Regions from separate parts of the Homo sapiens genome. Here region 1 is linked to region 2. A link is a loop called in an ENCODE intact Hi-C map of the cell type or tissue named here. Cell type or tissue: HepG2. All regions are shown on one strand. Each heading gives the region's core, and the rest is flanking DNA. Links, peaks and the distances in the headings are about the cores only.

The links. A loop is a pair of places that touch in the nucleus more often than their neighbours do. Peaks named below come from ENCODE experiments on the same cell type or tissue, not always from the same donor. Only the 100,000 strongest peaks of a DNase experiment are listed, where the experiment ranks them.
Region 1: a loop joins it to region 2, with 12 times the contacts of the local background. A loop is called at or near these places in 2 of 110 quality-filtered maps.

The regions. Positions count from the first base shown.
Region 1 is chr2:100,849,636-100,858,209 of GRCh38, forward strand. The region is part of intron 1 of NPAS2 (neuronal PAS domain protein 2); the gene reads left to right. Among named protein-coding and RNA genes, the nearest start is that of NPAS2, 34 kb to the left of the region's middle. In HepG2, for the core only: a CTCF peak has its summit at 4,134; DNase peaks (open chromatin) are centred at 3,566 and 3,973.
Region 2 is chr2:100,726,223-100,735,353 of GRCh38, forward strand. It overlaps LOC105375310 (a long non-coding RNA gene), which reads right to left and starts at 7,636. Exons shown (of 3, transcript XR_001739612.2): 1 at 5,222-7,636. RefSeq lists a silencer at 4,125-4,419. In HepG2, for the core only: a CTCF peak has its summit at 4,249 (motif pointing right); DNase peaks (open chromatin) are centred at 4,269, 7,329, 7,739 and 7,876.

The DNA.
Region 1 (8,574 bases), core at 575-8,574, 120 kb after region 2:
TCTGTAGGAAGACATTTGAATTGTTACATTCTTTACTTTGCTCTAAAGCAAGGTTGTGGAAGGTTTCAGGTGCCAGCAGGTTTCTCAGGGCTAGAGTCTGTAACAAAGAGATCCTGGAAAACTGGAGAGAGGTTGGGGAGGAGAGGAATGGACACAGCGTGGTTCTGGTCCCACAGAGGTCCTATTGTCTGTAAGAATTTGATGTTGGCTAAAAGAGACATCAGGAGTCACTGGGGAGGGAGAAATTATGCTGTAATGGTCAGGGAAAGTGGTTAGACTTTTTCAAAAACAAACAAAATGTAAAATTTTACATCTTCACTTTACCCTATATAGCCAACTTAAACTCCAAGATAGATCTAACAGTAACTCTTTTTGTAAAAAAAAAAAAAAAAAAAAAAAAAAGCAAGAGAAAATAGAAAAAAAAATTTGTGAAATTCAGTGTATAGAATTTTCTAAGATTCAATGAAATCACTAAAGAACATACTGACAGATTTGAGTTAAACTCATATACTTCATAAAAGGTAATCAAAATGTAAAGATCATTAACCTTTAGAGGAATTTGCAGAAAAGAATTAACATCTTCAGTATAAGGAAAATAAACAAATTTTAAAACTGATACTATAATCGAGTTCTCATATTCTGGCCCAAGAATAGGTTGCATCAGATTTAGTTTCAAGTGTAGATTCCTGTCCTCTGTCAAACTCTTCTGCCAAGTCTTCAGCCTCCAAAGGTTGGGATCCTTTCTCTTCTCTGGCAGAAGGCATTCATTCATGTGAGGGTACAAAAGAGGAAGGAATGGTATATGGTTAACAGGAAAATGGAAGTCAATAATGTGCAAAGAAAAAGGACGAGATCATTTTGTATCAAGGTATCCAAAAAAATGTTACAGGGCTGTACATCCAAGGTTCATACCAACATTATTCTCAGTCACCAAAAGGTGTAAGCAACCCGTGTGTCTGTCACTGGATGAATGGATAAATAAAATATGGTTTATAGGTACAGTGGAATATCCTTCAGCCTTAAAAACGAAGGACAGGCCAGGTACGGTGGCTCATGCCTGTAATCCCAGCACTTTAGGAGGCCGAGGTGGGAGGATCACTTGAGATCAGGCATTCGAGGCCAGCCTGGCCAACATGGTGAAACCCCGTCTCTACAAAAAATACAAAAATTAGCCAGGCATGGTGGTGGGTGCCTGTAATCCCAGCTACTCAGGAGGCTGAGGCAGGAGAATCACTTGAACCCAGGAGGTGGAGGTTGCAGTGAGCCAAGATCGCACCATTGTACTCTAGCCTGGGCAACAAGAGTGAAACTCTGTCTCAAAAAAAAAAAAAAAAAAAAAAAAAAAGGAAGGACATTCTGACCCATGCTACCACATGGATGAATATTGAGGACACTATGCTAAGTGAAATAAGCCAGTCCCAAAGGACAAACACTGCATGATTCCACCTAGATGAGGTACTCAGAATAGTCAAATCCAAAGACGGGAAGTAGAATGGGAGTTGCGGGGGCTGGAGAGAGGGAGGAATGGAGAGATACCATTTAATAGGAATAAAGTTTAAGTTTTGCAAGATTGAGAAGTTCTGGACGTAGTTTACACAACAGTGTGAACAGTACTGAGCTGTACACTTAAAAATGGTTAACATGGTAAATTCTGTGTTATATGTCTTTTACCACAATTTTTAAAAATCAAAAATCCTGAAAGGTACTTCCTGTGGATGTGCAATGGGCTTTCCGCAGCATTGCTTATGGCATGAGCACAGGGAAAGCCTTCTGCAGTATACATCAAGGTCCTTGACAAGTTCACACTCTGAATGCCGTCATTCTGCTTCGGGGACTCCTCCCAAGGGAGTAAGCCCAACTCAAGGAAAGGCTTTACTAACCAGCGTTGTTCATGTTAGCAAAAAGTTGGAAGCCAAGACTCTTGAAAAGCTTTGTGTGGTTAAATAAACCCTGAGCACCCACTGGCCAGAAACACATGCAGCTATGGAAAGTGTTGTTTCTCGAGACTACAGAGTGACATGCGGAAATGCATATAATGTTCAGTGAAAAAGAGAATAAGCCAAATTATATCTACAGCATGATCTCAACTATGCAAAATGGTCCCATGCCCAGGAATGAAAACACAAAACATTAATAGTGGTTGTCTGGGGTCATGAGTCCATGGAAGATTTAACATTTTTGTTTTTTACTTGTCTGGGTCTTCCGGGTTTTTGAATGAGTGAGTAGTCTTATTGGGAAGGTGCATGGTAGATGGGAACACAGTCAAAAATGATCTTTAGTGAAGGAAAAGAAAGGAAAGCAATTGCCTGCTACAGGTAGACCCTGGTGGAGGAGGCTGTTCAGGGAGTCTCACGTTAGCTACATGGTTCTTGCAATAACCAAATCAGGCAGCTGGTGTTGTGCTCCCATTTTGAACAGGAAAAAGTGAGGTTCCAGCAGGTTAGATAACTTGCCTTGGGTTTAGCAAATAAAAGTTTTTGGCCGGGCACGGTGGCTCCTGCCTGTAATCCCAGCACTTTGGGAGGTCAAGGCGGGCGGATCACGAGGTCAGGAGATCAAGACCATCCTGGCTAACACGGTGAAACCCCGTCTCTCCTAAAAAATACAAAAAATTAGCCGGGCGTGGTGGTGGGTGCCTGTAGTCCCAGCTAATCGGGAGGCTGAGGCAGGAGAATGGCGTGAACCCGGGAGGCAGAGCTTGCAGTGAGCTGAGATCGCACCACTGCGCTCCAGCCTGGGTGACAGAGCGAGACTCCATCTCAAAAAAAATAAAAATAAAAATAAAAAAAGTTTTGAAAGCCTCCAGGAATGGGTGTCTGGCCATTTTGAGGCAAGAATTTTCCCCCATGGAACTCTGCCCATCCACGTAAGAACAGGACTTGTTTTACAGATGTTTGCATCTGTCAATGCAGGGACCCCTGGCTAGCACAGCATACCCCATTTGGCCCCACAAACCTGTCCTTGTCTAGCTAGAGTGGAAAGAAGGGAGACAATGAGACCACTTGTGATGGAGCACTGCAGGAAGGGATTCATGCACTCACAGTGGAGTCACCGCCTCTACATTGCAAGAGAGATGGGAGGCACTGATCCCTGCCCTGGTGTCCTGCACTGTTCAGAGCTACAGGAGAAAAATGAGCAAAATCGCAAGTATGGACCCTTTCTGCCTGCCCCCTGCACAGGCACCAGACTCGGTAGGTTAGCACTAGTTCCTGCAGGGGCGTTCAGTGCTTTCTTTAAAAAAATAAAATAAAATAAATAAAAGACAAAAAAACCCGCTAATGGCTTGATATGAATTTCACTCATTATCTTCCCATAGCCCTTAAAACATCATTAAGTATTAAATTAGCAAGCTGAACTTCCTAAGAGGAGCAAGAATAATTTGAACTCTGGATTTTAATTACTTATCTTATAAACTTCTATCATGTGAGGTAGAGTGAAGAGCCCTGTCTACACCCCTGTGGACTTTCAAAGCAGCTATTTAAGATTTCATAAGACTATCCATTGTGACTACAGTGAATAAATTGTGGTCAAGGGAGTGTATCGATCAAACACCAGAAGGCTCCTCTCAGCTTCTGTCGCAATCTTGCACAGGAGAGAACTAGACCTAAACAGGAGGAAGAGTTGATAAGCAGTAAGCGAACGAATCTTGGTTCTGAAAAGAACAGCATCATATGTAAATTTCAATTTACATTTATTAGAATTTGCTCAGTAAATTGTGCTCTACGATGGAGTCAAGGCCAGATTGGGCTCTATTTCCACAACCCCCTAAGGAGTAGCTCACCAGTGTCCTAAGTGGCTGTTTCCTGGGTGAACATAGTACATATTTGCTGTCACGCTGGGAATACCAGTGAGAATCTCATGCATGGACAGAGGACATGATCATCTTTATGTTTGTAACCTCGGGCCTGGAACAGTCTCCTTTTGTGTTCACTTGATTCTGAAAGGTCAGTGTTTTAGAACAGGCTTTTCACATGGTTCACCAGGAGGCCAGTTAGATCCTGTAGTGAAAGGGCAAACTCATGGCACCCTTCTGCTTCTCAAGGCAGGATGCTGCAGGGGCAGTGAGGTAAGACGGTGGACACGTGGAGGAGAACAAAGGGGAGCCCCAGGGGCATCTGCAGCCAGGTGGAGCCGTTCAGCCTTCTGGCACACATCTGTTGGCTGGGTGGAGGTATGAGGGCGCAGATCTGAAAACCAAGTGGTGACCTAGGGAGGGAACAAGCGCTGTGCAGCATTGATGAAACTTAAAAGATGAAGTCCTGGTCCGGGCACGGTGGCTCACTTCTGTAATTCCAACACTTTGGGAGGCCGAGGCAGGAAGATGGCTTCAGCCCACGACAAAAAAAAAAAAAAAAACACAAAAAATTAGCAGGGCGTGGTGACATGTGCCTCTAGTCTCAGTTACTCGGGAGGCTGAGGTTGGGAGATCAGTTGAGCCTGGGAGGTCAAGGCTGCAGTGAGCAGAGATTGCACCACTGCACTCCAGCCTCGACAACAGGCTTTTGGACATAGCCTGCCTCAACAAAAAAAAAAAAAAAAAAAAAAAAAGATGGAGTCCTGCCTTTGAGTCTGGCTGGTGACCTCTCTGTGGCGTGGCATGTAGCCTTAGAGACGGGCTCCTAGGCATGGAGTGGGAGGACATGGCCATGGGCCGGAGTTGTGGGAGTGGCTGAAACCCAAGCCTAAGTGGCTTAAGGAAGTGAGAGCAACTACTGGGAAGGAAGTGGAGTAGGTGGCTGAATCCAAGCAAGAGAGAGAGACCTCAACCAGGGCCTCAGGGCATGGAACTAGGGTGTTTCTTTGCCTTTTCATGACCCCATCCTGAGACAGACTATGACTCTAGATCTCTATGATAGGGAGAGACCTAGACTCTACCCCAGCAACCCCAGGGGAAAGAGAAAGCATTTTCCCCCCAGCTTTTATACATCAGTCCTAGGGAAAGATTCTAATTGGCCTTGCCTGGTCACAAGGCCCTTCTCTTGGACTCCAGCATTAGCCTGAATTATGATTAGGAGGCCAGGGTCAGGTGCTCACCCTGCGAGTGAGGTGACAAGTACTGTGAGTGACAACCTTGTTAAAACTGTATGGCAGGAATCCACAGGAAATAAATGCAGGCCAAAATAACTGAAGCCCCACAAAGGGAGTACACTCCAAACCTGCTGCTTCGTTTGGTGATACCCATTGTTGGTACGTGCATTCACCTGTCTCTACAGCTGTGCACAGTGTGGCTATTGAGACGCTGAAATGTTGAGTGCTGGACCCTGAAACGCTGTGTGAGATGTGCTGTCAGTGTAAAGTGCATACTGGATTTAAAAGATTTAGTAGGAAAAACGAATGCAAGCTCTGCTATTATTTTTTAATATTGATTATATGTTGAAATAACATTTTGTGTATGTTAGGTGAAATAAAGTGTATTTTCAAAATTATACTCACCCATATAGCTTTACTTGTAAAAATGTGGCTTGTAGGCATTTGAAATTACATATGTGACTCATATTATATTTCTCTTCACACCGCTGTTCTAGACTGTGTTCATATTTCTACCTTGGGGGTATTAATCCTTAAGTCACTATCCACTGGGTCATTAATTTTGTTTTCCTTGACATTATTTCCTCAGACTTCAATGTGCACCCCTGTTTGAGTGTTGGGGGTTTCAGTGAGTCATTGTTTGCCCTTCGTGATTCCTAGACAATTCTCCTAACTTGCTTAGCCTGTCTCACGAAGGCCTCGACCGCGGGTAGAGCTGGAACCACCTGAGATTCGAGGGGAAAAGAGTGAGTGATAGGTGTCACAACTTTTGGAATCTCATTCTTGGATCCTATTTGTGAAGGTTTGCATGTCTCCATGAAAAGCACTAGCATTCCGAGTTGCTTGTCTGTGTTCTTACACATTTTGTTTTTACCTCATTGTTGACCCATCATGCATTTATTCCACAATCCAGATGTGAGAAAGCACTTCAGAGCCTAATCAAAATGGCAGCTCTTTGCCCTCTTGTTGCTCTCATGTTTATCTCCCTCCATTCAGCCTTCTGTCTGTCCTTCCATCCATTCTTTTATCAAGTTGTGACAGCCCCTAGTATGAGCCAGGCATAGGGCCGAATTCAGCAGTGAGGCAACCAGGCCCATTCCCCAAACTCACAGGGCTAGCAGATGGTAGCACCAGCTTCAGCTTTGCTGCATGTCTGATGAATCACTGGCTCTTGACCAACTTTCCCCAAAACTCTTGGAGGAAAAGTGCACAATGCCTAGTACAGAGGGTCTCAGCCCACTCAGCTTGAATGGGGAAGGTTAAGGTAAGGGTTGGAGTCCGTACTGCCTTCTCCCAAGGACTCCTCTGAGAAATAACCCCTCGAAATAACCCCCCTCCCTCCAAACACATTCTACTTATCACATCTTCCAGTAATACATTTTGATTAGAGGGATTGGAGCTAAGAGCCCTACTTAAGCAAAATTAAGGAGCTTTGTCTAAAATTGACATATTGAGAGAAACCCATCCAAAACCAGAACAGAAAAATGGATCCAGCTCTCTCTGGCAATTACAGGTAACTCTCCCTGTGGCATGTAACTGCCCAGTAAAAGTCAGACAAGACCATCCATTAGGATTTAAGTGTCACGTGTTTAATTCTGCTTGCTAATTAGTAGCCTTTCTTTTCCTGAATTAAACGTGTGGTTAATTCTGGTTGAGAACTGTTTCGTTACATGACTATCCACATTCCCGAGCACAGGCTCCCAATGCTGTCTGCTTTCTCACAAGCCCCCGGTCCTTGGTGCAGATCCAGTTAGAGGGGACCTGTGTTACCTGCTGGTTGGGTGTGGAAAAAGTATTCTTTGATAAGCATTTAAATGTTCATTTAGATCTAATTGGAAGTAAATTAGTAAAGACTCAGGGTAAAGAAAAGAAAATATTTTTCATTCAGACTTTGAAATTGATTTTTCAAAATTTGATGTTTATAAAGAAAAGAAGTGGAAATAATGCTCACAGAATTCAAGCCATGCGGCACACTCCGAGTGCATTGCATCTGCTTTAGCAGCTCGGACTTCGGAAGCAATGTAGAGAGAATGTGTGTATGGGCGGGGTGGGGGCGGGGGCGGGGGCATGTGTTTAGCAGAATCATAACCCCTGTGAATCAAAAGGAAGCACCTGTGGTGCCAGGGAAGGACCAAACATGAAAAGAGAGAGGTGTCCACGCTGCTTGCACCCTGACCTTTTCAGATGAGCTATGAGTCATTTAAAAATTTCAGAGCAGGTAGTAAGACAGCACCTGGGTGAGGAAGTAGGGCAGGTGATGGAGAGTGGTAGGGCGTGCATTTCTGCCAGAATTGGGAGTGGCTGGTGCGGCATGGATAGGACAGGCTGTCCAAGCACAAGCTTAAGATGTTGTCATTCCTGGCCGGGCACAGTGGCTTACGCCTATAATCCCAGCACTTTGGGAGGCCGAGGTGGGCGGATCACCTGAGGGCAGGAGTTCGAGACCAGCCTGGTCAATATGGTGAAATCCCATCTCTACTAAAAATACAAAAATTAGCCAGGCGGGCGCCTATAATCCCAGCTACTTGGGAGGCTGAGGCAGGAGAATCACTTGAATCCAGGAGGCGGAGGTTGCAGTGAGCCGAGATCACGCCATTGCACTCCAGCCTGGGCGACAAGAGTGAAACTCCTTCTCAAAAAAAAAAAAAAAAAAAGATGTTATCATTCCCTGAGATCGCCCCTGAGCTTTCATTTGTTGAAAACATTTGCTGAGCCCTTCCATATAGTAGATGGCAGGGACATGGAAATAAAAAGCTCAGTCCTTGCTCTCAAGGAGCTGGCTAATGAGAGAGCAGCCCAGTGGATTGTCAGTCAGTGTGGTGGCTGCCCTCAGATGTGGCCATGGGGCTTCCTGGGTCCATATTTAGGAACAGGCCAGAGCAGGCCACTGCAGTGACTTGGTAACCATTGGATAGGTCACTAGATATGTGTTTCAGGGAGGGTTCTAATCGTGAAAGGCCACTGCCTCCAAGAGTGGGAGCCTGGCCAAGTCTCCGCAAATGGGTGGCGTGAAAACACGCTCCTGTTAACCTGGGCTGCATGACCACAGCAAGTGTTTCTGTGCACCCGGCGTCTGCTACAGGGCAGGCCACAGTTTACTCTTGAACTTCGCTTTCCTTCAGTTCTCACCAAATGACTCTTTGTCCCACTGAAACAACCACATGTGTATATTTTGTGATCTGTAACACTTGGTCTCTCTTATGTCTGCTTCGGAGAGCTCAAGCTGCCTCCTGGCATTGAAGAAGAAGCACATTGCCTTAATTTTGTGTATTTGGCCATTATCAGCTGTAGGCAAGTTGGAAAACTGGTTGTAAAACATCCTTTAGGAATCTGGAAGAAAAAGTCAGTACTCAAGAGAAGGAAATGATGCAGCTCTTTATAAAACATGATTCAGTGTTAACCAGTTTGTTTGCATGATAGTCCTAGACAAAGAGGCCAGGGGTTAAGTCATGGAAAAGAGGTCTCGTTGCCTCTCTTTTGCATCATATCAGGGACTTTGCTGTAATTTCTAGTTCCTTCTCACTGTGAAAGCTACAGGCCATCTGA
Region 2 (9,131 bases), core at 1-8,000:
GAATTGAACAGTGAGAACACATGCACACAGGGAGGGGGACAACACACACTGGAGCCTGTCAGGGGATGTGGAGTGAGAGGAAGGAGAGCATCAGGACAAATAGCTAATGCATGTGGGGCTTAAAATTCAGATGACAGGTTGATAGGTACAGCAAACCACCATGGCACATGTATACCTATGTAACAAACCTGCACATTCTGCACATGTATCCCAGAACTTAAAGTAAAATAAAAATACAATTAAAAAGGTGGCTTATGCGTGGACAATTGTTCACTGCTCTATTAGAACTAGAACTGGAGTTTCATCATCTCAGTGAGTGGAATAATATAAACACGAATGATTAGGTCAAAATAAAGCATTCAAACCAGCAGTCACCTGGAAGCACTTGTTAAAATGCAGATTCATGGCCCCAGACAATCTAATTCAATAAAGACCAGGATAAGACCCTGGAATCTGCATGATAACAAGCACCTCAGGAGGAATGATGCAGGTGATCCTGGAAACCTTATCTGAGAAACACTGGTCTAAATTTACTCAGACACAGGTTAAGTGGAAATATTTCAAAAAATGGGAATGTGGGGGAGAACATCTTAAAAACTGCTGGCCTGGGGGTCTCATACTTAAGCTTAAATTGATGTATTTTATTAGTTGCTGGCTCCCAGCTTAGTCCTGAGAATATGTTTTCCATCCCTTCAAGAACATGGAATGACAAGAGAGGAGGAAGGGATAAAGAATGAGAAGGAAGAAGAATATTTCTGTTTTTCTCTCTCTACAGGTAGATTCCTTGTACTTTCATGCTAATGAACCCAAGTAAGGCTGTCTGGATGCTGAAGGCTCTCACTGCCCCGGAGTCAGCCCAGAACCATGAAGGCAGGCTGTGGCTGGCAGAAAGGACTGCCACTCCCTCTCAATACACCCTGCTTATTTCTCATTAACTGGATCTGAAGGCAGCCAAAATATCGATTAACTTAGGGGTTAATTTGTGTGGTTCTGATTAGTCAAGATTTTCTTGATTGAATACAAAAGGCTTTCATTTTAAAAAATCAAAAATTATAAATTTTAAAGAATATTTAGTGCAAATTAAGAACAGACTTTCTTTTTTTACTCTAAGTTCTAGGATACATGTGCAGGATGTGCAGGTTTGTTACACAGGTAAACATGTGCCATTGTTGTTTGCTGCACCTATCACCCATCACCTAGGGATTAAGTCCAGCATGCATTAGCTATCTTTCTTGATGCTCTCCCTCCCCCAACAGGATCCAGTGTGTGTTGTTCCCCCCAGTGTGTACCTGTGTTCTCATTGTTCACCTCCCACTTATAAGTGAGAACATGCAGTGTTTAGTTTTCTGTTCCTGTGTGAGTTTGCTGAGCACGATGGCTTCCAGCTCCATTCATATCCCTGCAAAGGACATGATCTCATTCCTTTTTATGGTTGCACAGTATTCCGTGGTGTATATGTACCACATTTTCTTTATCCAGTCTATCATTGATGAGCATTTGGGTTAATTCTATGTCTTTGTTATTGTGACTAGTGCTGCAACGAACATACACATGCATGTATTTTTATAATAGAATGATTTATATTCCTTTGGGTATATACCTAGTAATGTGATTGCTGGGTCAAATGATATTTCTGTTCTAGATCCTTGAGGAATCACCACACCGTCTTCCACAATGGTTGAACTAATTTACATTCCCACCAATAATGTAAAAGCATTCCTGTTTCTCCACAGCCTCGCCAGCATCTGTTTTTTCTTGACTTTTTAATAATTCCCATTCTGACTGGTGTGAAATGGTATCTCATTGTGGTTTTGATTTGCATTTCTCTAATGATCAGTGATGAGCTTTTTTTCATATGTTGGTTGGCTGCATGAATGTCTTCTTTTGAGAAGTGTCTAGAACAGACTTTCTTATAAAAACCAATGCAGCATGCTTTCTTGTGAAATGTAACAAGAAATATTTAAAAAATAAAACTAACCATAGATCCCACAGCCACTGAAATGACAATAAAGAAATACTGTGAATAACTCCACATACATAAGTTCAACAACTTAGATGGAATGGATCAATTCCTTAAAAACCACGAACTACCCAAACTCACTCAAAATGAGACAGATAACCTGAATAGTACTAATTTATAGTTTAAAAATTTTACAAACGAAATCTCCAAGCCAAGATGGTTTCACTGGCAACTTCTACCACACATATAAGAAATAACACTAAATATGCACAATCTCTTCCAGAAAAGAGGAGGGAATATATCCCGCCTAATTTTATGAGCCCATTTTTACCCTGATATCAAAACCAGACAAAGACAGTATAAAAATTAAATCTACAAACTAATATCTCTCATCAATTTATTTACTTATTTATTATTTATTTATTTGACAAGGCCTCGCTCTGTCACCCAGCCTGGAATGTAGTGGCATGATCACAGCTCACTGCAGCCTCCACCTCCCAGGCTCAGGTGATCCTCCCACCTTAGCCTCCCAAGTAGCTGGGACTGTAGGCATGCACCACCCCTGGCTAATTTTTGTCTTTTTGGTAGAGATGAGGTTTTGTCATGTTGCCCAGGCTGTTTCTCATGAATCTAAATGTCAAAATATTCAACAAAATATTAACAAATGGAATCCAGCAATATATAAAAGAACTTATACACCACAACCAAGTAAGATTTATTCTAGTTACGCAAGATTGCTTCATCATTCAAAAAATCATTCAAAGTTATCCACTGTGTCAATAAGCTAAGGAGAAATATCATATGATAATGTAAATTGACACAGAAAAAATATTTGACAAACTACAACACTACCTCATGATAAAAATTATCTGCAAGTTAGGAATAGAGGGAATCACTTCAACCTGATAAAGAGCATCAACAAAAACCTGCATCTAATATCATACTTAATGGGGAAAAACTGAATACTTTGCCCCTAAGGTCAGGAACAAAGCCAGGGAAGGATGTCCACTATCACCACAGTATACGTCATAACACTAGAACTTCTAGACTCTGCAATAACGCATGAAAAATAAATAAAATACATACAGATTGGAAGGAAGACATAAAACTTTCCCTATTTGCAGTTTACACAATTGTCTATATAGAAAACCCAAGAAGTCTACCAAAAGCTCCTTTAAGGAATCAGTGAGTGTATTAGTCCACTAGCGCTACATAACACAATACTGCAGACTGAGGGGCTTAAACCGAAGAAATTTATTTTCTCACACTTCTATAAGCTAGAAGTCCAAGAGCAAGGTGCTAGCAAGTTGATTTCTGGTGAGTCCTCTCTCCTTTGCTTGCAGATCACTGCCTTCTTGCTTACATGATGTTTTCTCTACACTTGCATTCCTGGTATCTTCTCCTCTTCTTATAAGGACACTAGTCCTATTGGATTGGAGACCCACCATTATGACCTCATTTAACCTTAATTACATCCTTAAAACCCCTATCTCCAAATACAGTTAACTGGCTTCAATATGTAAATTTTTGGGGAAAACATAATACTGAGTTTAAACACATTCTAGAATATAAGGTCAATACAAAAAATCATGTATATTTATAAAGATAGTAATAAACAATCAGAAACAAACAAAAAATGATAAGAGCTCCCCCCCAAAAAGAGATACGTATAAATAATTTTAACAAAACATACATAGAATCTATGTGCTGAAAACACTAAAATGCTGATGAAATAACTCAAAGAAGACCTCAATATATGGAGAAACATACTATGTTCATGGATTGGCAGACTCAACAAGAAAAAGGACAATTTTACCCAAATCAATCTATGCTTTTGATGTAATGTCAATCAAAACTCTAGCAGAATTTTTTGCAGATATTTGACAAGCTGATTTTGAAATTCATATAAAAGGCAATGAAACTAGCATAGCCAAAAGAAAATTGGCTTTGGAAGAATCCCACTATCTAATTTTAAGACTTATAAGAATCAAGACAGTGTGGTATTGGCAGAGGGAGAGACACATAGATCAACAGAACAGAATAGAAAGTACAGAAATAGACACAAATCAATCTTGTTTGTCAAATGTGCAAAGGAAATTCAATGAAGAAATGATAGTGTTTTCAACAAATTGTGTTGGCATTTATACACACAAAAACATGAACCTCAACCCTGCAGCTAGTTGTAACCATGTAACTAGGTTTTGGGCAGTGGGATATAAGTAATTACTTAAAGATGAAGCTGTTGAGATTCTCCTAATCCTCCAGCCCCTCTCCTGGAGGTGGTGCTGGCGAGCTACTTTCAACCACGAAGTTGAGAACAACTGGAGCAGGAGCCTTAACCCAAAGAACAGCCACATGTTGAAGGCAGACATGCTGGGCCAGTTGGAAACCTTGATGACCTTATGAAGCAGAGCTCACCTTTCTGCCCTGGACTGTTTACCTGAGGCAAAAATAATCTTTGAACTCACGTAGGCTAATGCACTTGGGGATCTTTGTTATAATGAATATACATATGCATTGCAGAAAAATATAAAGGGTAAAATAAAAGTCATTCAGGGTCTCACTACCCAAGAGAGACATACTTTGATCTCACCTTGGCCCTTTCAATATGCTGCTAGGGTAAACTTCCGAAAAAAAAAAAAAGTTGGCTGGGCACGGTGGCTCACGCCTGTAATCCCAGCACTTTGGGAGGCCGAGGCGGGTGGATCACCTGAGGTTGGGAGTTCGAGACCAGCCAGACCAACATGGAGAAACCCCATCTCTACTAAAAATACAAAAATTAGCCAGGCGCGGTGGTGCATGCCTGTAATCCCAGCTACTTGGAAGGCTGAGACAGGAGAATCGCTTGAACCTGGGAGGCGGAGGTTGCAGTGAGCCGAGATTGCGCCATTGCACTCCAACCTGGGCAACAAGAGTGAAACTCTGTCTCAAAAAAAAAAAAAAAAAAAGTTAATAAGCTTGTCTAGCATTGCAGTAGATATCCTGAAGAACCTTGGATTTGGGGAGTAAGGTATAGGAATCTATTTCCTTTTCAGCCCTTAGATTGCAATAACTCTCCCTGGAGATTGTGCCACTAACATGACTACTCAGTGCCAGAGTCAACCAGATTGTGACTGGCTGACAGACAAGCAGCCAGTCCTTGCTAAATACATGTCCCTGCACCATACCCAGCAAGAGGAATGAGTATAATATAATAGTTAGGATCGTGGTCTTTGCAGTTGAAAAGTCATGGGTTCAAGTCCTAGCTTTGCTTCTTCCTACCTGTGTAACCTTGGGCAGGTGTGTAAACTTGTCTGAATTTCAATTTCCGCTTCTCTAAAATGAGAACAGATAGTAGCACCTCCCTCTTAAGCTTGTTGTGAGAATTAAACATGATGATACATGTGAAGTGATATAGAGCCTGGCACATAATACATACTCCATAAATGGGTGCTATTGCATCATCCATTCATGCATCATGTGTAAATTAAGTGTCTACTATATGCCTGGCACCTTTCTAGGCAATGGCAACATAGCAGTGAGTGACACAATAAAGATCTTTGCTCTCATGAATCTTACTTTCTACTTGAGGAGAAGGACTATAAACGCAATGTTTAAATAACAGTAGATCTGATGCAATTAAGACGGATAGAGAGTGACTTATTGTTAGTCATAACAATAGCTTTGTCCTGTGTGAGGATGGTTGGATTCAGTTGCCTCCCTCAGTCCTGCCAGGATTCATGTAGACAGCTGGGCAGGGCTGGTGTGGGCAGGGAGGACATGAGTGGACACTACACAGAATTCGTACAGTCAACAACTTTGTGAGCCATGGCAGGTGTCCCACTGTGAAACATGGCTGAAACCTTCACCTGCCAGACCCCTGGGATCACAGGGCAAGAGGAGGAGCCTAGGTTTCCAAGGACACAGGCATGAGGCAGAAGTCTGGAGTACACTAACAAGGTTTCAGATTTGCTGGGCCCTCCCATAAGAGCCCAACTGGCCCCATTTGGGGACCAGTAGCAAACAGAGTTAATTTTTCTTAACTAGTGGATGACAGGGTGTTTCGATTCAGAACGAATTTCTCAATCCATACATCAAGAACTCAACAGCAGTTCTCAACCCTGCTTTTCTTCAGAATCACTTTTAAATCTATGAAAACGACATCACCCAAACCGTCATATCCCAGAAAGTCTGATTAGTGCAGCTCAGGGATGGAAACTGGGCATTCTTGCAATGCAATGTTCCAAGGTGATTTAATGTGCGCTCAATGTTTGGAACCACTGATTTCACCCTTAAACCAAATCACAAAGCACTTCGTGCCCCCAGACAGTCATGGTCCAAATGCTGCACCATGGTAGGGTCAGCCTGCAATCTCCCTCCGCAGAGTTTGGAGAAGGGTGGCCACAGTAAAGGATTAGAAACATTCCCATGGGAGAAGCAGGCTTGTTCCCACCGACTTCCTCAGTCATGCCGTCTTTCTAGTGAGCGTTCTTCCTCCTCTCCGTGGCCTCTCCAAGGTTCAACCAATCTTCAGTCTCTCTACATCCAAATCCTCTTCTGGGGCAATAGCAGCCCACAAGGCCTCTGCTTTCTTTGAAATCTGGCCCCTCTTAATAGTAACAGGGCTTTCCAGTTTATAAAGTACCATGGCATTTATTTTGGCATTTAACTTTCCAAGCACCCTATTAAACAGATAAAATTATTTTACAAAGGGAGAGGCCACAACTTTAGAATACTAAGTGATTCACAAACCCTCCTTAGCCCATAACTGGCAGGTCTGGGACCTACGTCTCCGTTTTCCAAAGTGTTCTCAATTTCTCCCCAACCTGGCCAGTTCTCTTACGAAGTGTCCCAGCACCTGACCATTTAACTTCCATAAGCGTCAAGATTGTCAGTTTAACCTTTCTAAATGCTCGATCACAAAAATCACATTGTTTGCCTCTTCTGTCACTCATCGTGTTAATTCGTTCATTATAGTACCCATTTAAATGAATTTATTAAATATAAATTATTCACCTAGTGTCAGCTGAAAATGATGTTATCTACCAAAAAAAAAAAAAAATCAAAACGTATTTTCTGGAAAAGAGACTGACTACACAAAGCAATGCACACTTTTCTAACTTTAGTTCGAAATCCTAAATTCAGAGAGTTGACAACAACATGAGCCAGGGTGAGCTGACCTTTCCCGGTTGCTTTGCTGCAAGCACAGGATTGTGAGGGTTTGGGGTCACGAGGGTTTGGGTACTGTCATATTTTTAACAGGGCCCTTCATGGAATTGAGTCTTTCCACACATAAGCTCCTGCACTGGCATTCATTTAGTATAGGTGCTAAAAGGTCTCAGAAGAGCAGCAAAGCACTTTCTCTGGAAGGTCACTGGCCCCGTCACTTTAACATTCCCTTGCAGAAAAATTATAAATGAGTCATCGAGGACACTGAATCACGTGGAAGAGACTTTCAAATAATTTGCACATTGAATAAAAAGACACTGCCTTTACCTCATCCCCAGGATGAATTCTTGGGGCCCATCACTTTAAAGTGCCTTGATAGAAATTATCAGAACTCAATTCATTAGGCAATTGTTAATTTCATTCAAATCCGAAGGTCAGTGGCACAATAGGGCTTGGCATAGGTTCCTATGCTTCTTTCACGTGGCTCAGATTTCCTCATCATTCACAGCAGTTAGAGAAGCAGCTCTGTTGCAAGGAGGGAACGGGGTGGGGGTGAGGCGGGGGGAACTGCCAGCTGTGGCATTGTGTGGACCAGGAGATATTTCCAATTAGGCGAGAGTGGGAGGTTGCCTCATGAGAGATAGGAAGATGACTACTCCCTTGCACTACAAAAGGGAAGAGAATTTGACTCTCTAGGGAGAGTTTGCAGTTGAGAAATGGCTGCATTTCCACTCAGTTGCCTGAAAGGACTCCTTGCAGCAGGTCAGCATACAGAACTTCTCTTCCCTGCCGCTGAGCTGAGGCTGAGCTGAAGCTGAGCATGGTGAGATCACAGGGGACGCTGCAGTTCCCAGAGCCCCCCGGCTGCTGCCTATCTCTGTACCTTTGCAGAGTCTCTCCCCCTGTCCTGGATGGGACCAACGGCGGATTAGACACTGCAGAAGAAAAGAGGTGTGAACCCAAAGGTGAAGACGTAGCAAAAAAAGAAACAAGACAAAACAAAAAACTATCCAAAATGTAGAATAGAAAGAGAAAAAAAACTTTAAAAATGAACAAAATATCAGTGACTTGTGAGACAAATCAGGCAGTCTAATATATTCACAATTGGAATTCCAAAAAAAGGGGAAGATGTAGAGGGGAAAATACAAGAAGAAATAATTTTTTCCAAATTTTGCAAAAACTATAAATCTTGAGATCCATGAAGATCACCAAGCCCAGGAGGATAAACACAAAGAACACGACACCAGGTGAACGTCATAATCAAATTCCTGAAACCGAGTCCTGGAAAGATTATCTTCCGGACAACCAGGCAAAAATGACACTACACACAAAGAAACAAAGACAGGAATCACAGTAAATGCCTAGTAAGAAATTATTAAGAACACAAGAGATTGGAACAAAGTATTTTAAGATGACAAAAAAGAGTCACCCTAGAATTATATACCCGGTAAATATCTTCTAAATGAAAAAAAAAAATTGGAGACTTTCAGACAAAAAAAAAAAAAAGCTAATTCTTCATCAGCAGCCCTGCACCATGAGAAGTGGTAAATAAAGTCCTTCAAGGTGAAGGAAAATGATACCAGATGGGAACTTGGATCTACACAAAGAAGCGAGAAGCAACAGAAAATTTAAATATGTGATAAATAAAAATACTCTAGACTGGACACCATGGCTCATGCCTGTAATCCCAGCACTTTGGGAGGCCAAGGAAGGAGGATTCCTCTAGCCCAGGGGTTCAAGACCAGTCTGGGCAACATAGGGAGATCCAATCTCTATAAAAAATAAAAATAAAAATACTTTTTTCTTATTATAATTTTTAAAAATTCCTTAAAAGGTAATTGTTTAAAGTAAAAATAACAATATATTGTGAGGTTTATAACATAAGTGGAATTAAATACATAATAATAACACAAAAGATGTCGGGAAGGGAAGTATATTATAAGGTCCTTATATGTGAGGAGGTATAATATCTCCTTTTTTTTTTTTTTGAGACAGGCTCTCGCTATGTCACCCAGGCTGGAGT